Linked DNA regions of Homo sapiens: region 2 is linked to region 1. A link is an interaction called in ENCODE POLR2A ChIA-PET data of the cell type or tissue named here. Cell type or tissue: GM12878. All regions are shown on one strand.

Region 1 (2,500 bases):
TTTCATTAGTGGATCAGGAAGTAAGTATATGAAAAATATACTTAGAATATAGCGATGATTTAAAAACATATGTTTTGGAAAAAACATCTTTTTTAAAATGGTGGACGGGTACAGTTTTCATGATCACTGTTAGGTAGAATATATATGACATTCTACATGTTAGGTAGAATATATATGGGCATACTTTTTTTTATTTTAACTAATAGTGTAAGTCACACTAGTTGCTTCTTTCTCATTTAAAAACATTTAAACTGAACGTTTTAAGAATTAATGTGTTTCATGTTAGATTCATAATGTTTTAGGTCTCTAGTTCATGTGACAAACCATAAAAGTGTTTGTTGTATGGTAAATCTATTTTTAAATTGTTATTTTACATTCAGGCCGGGCGCAGTGGCTCACGCCTGTAATCCCAGCACTTTGGGAGGCTGAGGCTGGCGGATCACGAGGTCAGGAGATCGAGACCATCCTGGCTAACATGGTGAAACCCCGTCTCTACTAAAAATACAAAAAATTAGCCGGGTGTGGTGGCACGCGCCTGTAGTCCCAGCTACTCGGGAGGCTGAGGCAGGAGAATGGTGTGAACCTGGGAGACAGAGTTTGCAGTGAGCCGAGATCGTGTCACTGCACTCCAGCCTGGGCAACAGGGCGAGACTCCGTCTCAAAAAAAAAAAAAAAAAAAAAAATTGTTATTTTATATTCAGCTAACTCAACCATTCAAATTTACCTTGCCCATTGGTCCAGGGATTAAAATAAATTATATTGAATATGAAATAAATCATACTGTAGGTAAGTAAACATTTCACTCAAAATAGAAATTATTAACCATAATTATGCTATAGAATTTTTATATAAACTTTCTTAATGCTGTGACAAAAATACATTAAGAGAGGACTTGTGAAAATTTTGAGGGCTATGAAAACTTTTTTTTTCATTGAAGAACTATTTAAACTAAGATTTATTATTTAAGCCATAGATACATAAAAGGGAAGAAACCTGTCTCTGGTGTTTTTAGAGCAGTCATTAGGAAAAGAGAAATTCTTAATCTTAAAAGAATAATATGATGAATTCAATTGAACAAATTATTAGGCATAGTACTTAATGCACTTTGTTGAATTAATGAATAATTATAATTTTTGGAGAAAACTTTATAAACAGATTTGTAAATATACAATTTTACATTTTTATAAGCAGTTGCATTTATATCATGGATGCCGATTGATTAATTTGAACTTCAGTCTAGATTCTGACAAAAGCTATGTTATTTGTTAATAACATGGTTCCACACTATGATTTTAAACACTGTTTAGAATGTCAGCTCCTGTAGTTGAGAAGCATGGATTAGAAAGTGAATTAGACCTAAACTCAAGTCCTCATTCTGTCACTTCCTGGATATGTGACATGGGGCTAATGATTTTTCCTCTCAGAGCTTCTGTTCCCTTATTTATGAAATGTAAGTCATCATTATGTAAGTTAGGGTGCATTTGAATGCAAGAAACAGAATACCTGACTTAAATGACTGAGTTTTTAGCCTCACATGAGACGCAGTCTGGAGATAGGTGATGTTAGGATTGATAATATGAGCAGTTCAGGGACGTCAGTTTCTGAGGCAGTTTTTCTGCCATTCTCTTGACTTTTCCCTCCCAGTCACAGGATGCATGCCCAGTTCCAAACATCACAACCTAAAACAAAGCACAGTGCTTCTTCTGGGGTATCTCCCTCTCTCTATTTATTGGAAATAACATGTGCCCCAGAAGCCCCCCAGCAGACCTCCACTCAGGCCCCACTGACCAATACTGAGTCATATACTCACACCTAAACTGCTTATTAGCAAAGGAGAATGACTAGACTGAGAACATTGCAGCCTGAGCTACCTGATCAAAATGAAGATTGCATTAGTGAAAAAGAAGAAGGTATTCACTGTTGAGTGGGCAATCAACAGTGTCTGATACAGTTATTCTCACATAGCAAGGTTATTTTGAGAACCAAATGAGGAACAGTAAAGTCCATAGCACACAGTGGGTATGTAATTAATATTAATATCCTCCAGAACCAGAACTATTGGGTAATAAAGCCTAATTCAGTAAGTATTTTTTGAGTATTTACAGTTTAGACTTAGATTAAAATTAATTTGTCATTTGCTGGGTAATGTCTTACATAAGACAAGTAAAACATAAGCACAATTTCTCAAATGATGATATCCGAACATAACAAAGCTTTGGTGGTGTTAATGGGAGTCTCTTCTTTAAAAAGAGGGAATGAATACATATCAAAGTATAGAGTTAAGTATGTGTTAAGTATAGAATTAAGTAAAATGATTTTTTCTAATATAAGTAAATTATTTAAATCAAAAGAATGTGTAAACTTGTAAGGATATGTAATTAATATAGGGCTACTAATAAATTCAGATAATTTGAAATGCCAAAAGAGTTTTTAACTTTGAGGCCTAGATTATTACATGATTGAGCTTCTCCAGGGCAGGGATTATATCTTATTCATTATA
Region 2 (2,500 bases), 630 kb after region 1:
AATGGGCTAAGGACTGAACAGATGTTTCTCCAAAGATATATAAATGGCCAATAAGCACATGAAAAGATGCCTAACACTGGCTGGGCGCAGTGGCTCACACCTGTAATCCCAGCACTTTGGGAGGCAGAGGCAGGCAGATCTCTTGAGGTCAGGAGTTCGAGACCAGGATGGCAAACACAGCAAAGCCCTGTCTCTACTAAAAACACAAAAATTAGCTCGGTGTGGTGGCGAGTGCCTGTAGTCCCAGCTCTTTGGGAGTCTGAGGCAGGAGAATCACTTGAACTCGTGAGGCAGAGGTTGCAGTGAGCCCAGATCACTCTACTGCACTCCAGCCTGGGTAACAGAGTGAGTGAATCTGTTCCAAAAAAAAAAAAAATGCCCAACATTACTAATATTTAGGGAAATGCAAATCAAAACTACCATGAGATGCCACCTTACACAGGAAATGGCAAAGGGCCTAGCTATCAGAGAAGTAAGTTAAGATTGGAAGACCAAGGACAAGAAAGTCTGGAGTAGAGAGGCATATGGACTATACAATGAAAGAACTGTCCTCCCAAAATTCATAGGTTGAAGACTTAACTCCCAATGTGATGGTATTTGGAGATGGGACCTTTGGGGAGGTAATCAGTGTTAGATGAGGTCACAAGGTACAGGCACTCATTATGGGATTAATGTTCTTACAGGAAAAAGAAATCTCTCTCTGCACAAAGAAGAGATTACGTGAGCACAAAGTGAGACGGTGGTGCCTACAAGCTAAGAGAAGAGGCCTCAGCATGATAACTACCTTGCTGGCACTTTGATCTTGGACTTCTCAGCCCCCAGAACACTGAGAAATAAATTTCTGTTGTTGAAGCCATCCAGTCTATGGAATTTTGTTATGGAAGCCTGAGCTGACTAAGACAGACAGATACATGAAACTGGATGCAAAGTATGAAGTTCTTTGTATAACATGTTAGCACCAGAGAACATATACCATGAAAGAGGAACTAAGCAACCAAGTAGAAAAAATGACTTTGCTTGGCATTAGCACTCTGAGCACATGAACAAAGCAGACACAGTACAGACAACATGGCCCCAACTGCAAGGGGTCCTACTTACCAAGGCTGATCCAGCTACTGTGAAACCAAATATCTAGCCTAACAGTGACAGAGACCAACTCTAAGCCCCTAAAATAGCCCCATTCAAGACTAATCACATGGTTGGCAAGTTGACTACACTGGGCCCTTTCTACCCTAGAAAAAAGAATATTTTACTTTGATAGAAGTAGAAACATTTGAGATGGATTTGCCTTTCCTCAGAGGCAGTGTTTGTTCCTCTGGCACAGGACTCCACATACCATATCACACCAAAGGACCCAGGCACCCAGTTTACAGCAAAGGAGGTAACCATGGGATTCACTGGTCATATCATAAACCACACCAACCAGAGGTAGGCAGACTAACAGAGCACTGGAACACCCTGATGAAGGCACAGCTGAAGCACCAGTTCAGAGGGCATACTCTATTAAAATGATGCACTGATCGGGTGTGGTGGCTCAGGCCGGAGCTCAGGAGTTCGAGACCAGCCTGGGCAATACAGTGAAACCCTGTCTCTACTAAAATACAAAAAATTAGCTGGGTTGGTGGTGGGCACCTGTAGTCCTAGCTACTCGGGAAGCTGAGGTAGGAGAATTGCTTCAACCCAGGAGGGAGAAGTTGCAGTGAGCCAAGATCACACCACTGTACTCCAGCCTGGGCGACTGAGCAAGACTCCGTCTCCAAAAGCAAAAAAAAAAAAAAAAGGAAGCACTATTCTCCAAGATGCAGTATATATTCTGAATTAAAAGGCTTTATATGATGCTGTGACTCCCATAGGAAAAACACATGAGTCTGGCAACAAGAGGTAAAAGCAGAAAGTGGGTTCACTTATCATGACTCCCAGTTTGTGCTTGGGATCCCTGTAACTCTAGGTTCTTCCGGAATAGTCTTGGTGCCCAAAGAAGGAACACTTTTGCCTACGAACATAGTAAGAGTGTCATTAAACTATAACTACAAGTACTGCCTGGTCATATTGTCTCTTTATATCTAGGGAATAAGAAGAGGAGTGATCATCTTTGGCTAGGGCAATCAACCATAATGATCAGGATGAGGCAGGGCTGCTAATACACAATGGGGGCAGAGAGCAGTATGTTTGGCACACAGATGATCCTCTCAGGGATCTCTTAACACCCCCTCAACCAATTCTGAAAATGTATGGACAAGTGTTACAACCCTGGCCTAAAAAGGGTATTATAACCAGTTAAGATACCAAGAACATCAGAGGTACCAGTTGAAGGTAAGGCAGAGTTACAATCGATAGTAGAGGTGAGAGACAGTGAATATCAGTTGCAACTCCGAGACCAGCTATAGCAGTGGGGGCCACAGTTCATCTCACTAGCCTTCTTCTTCTAATTTTCCTCCAGGATGAGACCCAACCAGAATGTCAGAAGAGCTGCTCCCCAAATGTATATGAAGAAGTAAAG

The links. ChIA-PET counts read pairs that join two places held together with the same protein. Peaks named below come from ENCODE experiments on the same cell type or tissue, not always from the same donor. Only the 100,000 strongest peaks of a DNase experiment are listed, where the experiment ranks them.
Region 2: POLR2A ChIA-PET joins it to region 1 with 6 read pairs; 2 of 35 experiments call an interaction of 5 or more read pairs at or near these places.

What each region holds. Positions count from the first base shown.
Region 1 is chr14:56,621,683-56,624,182 of GRCh38, forward strand. It overlaps TMEM260 (transmembrane protein 260), which reads left to right. Exons shown (of 16, transcript NM_017799.4): 11 at 1-20. Among named protein-coding and RNA genes, the nearest start is that of TMEM260, 43 kb to the left of the region's middle. In GM12878, no CTCF peak of the experiment used is centred here; no DNase peak of the experiment used is centred here.
Region 2 is chr14:57,254,075-57,256,574 of GRCh38, forward strand. All of the region lies in intron 1 of EXOC5 (exocyst complex component 5), which reads right to left. Among named protein-coding and RNA genes, the nearest start is that of EXOC5, 14 kb to the right of the region's middle. In GM12878, no CTCF peak of the experiment used is centred here; a DNase peak (open chromatin) is centred at 985; H3K27ac peaks cover 301 bases.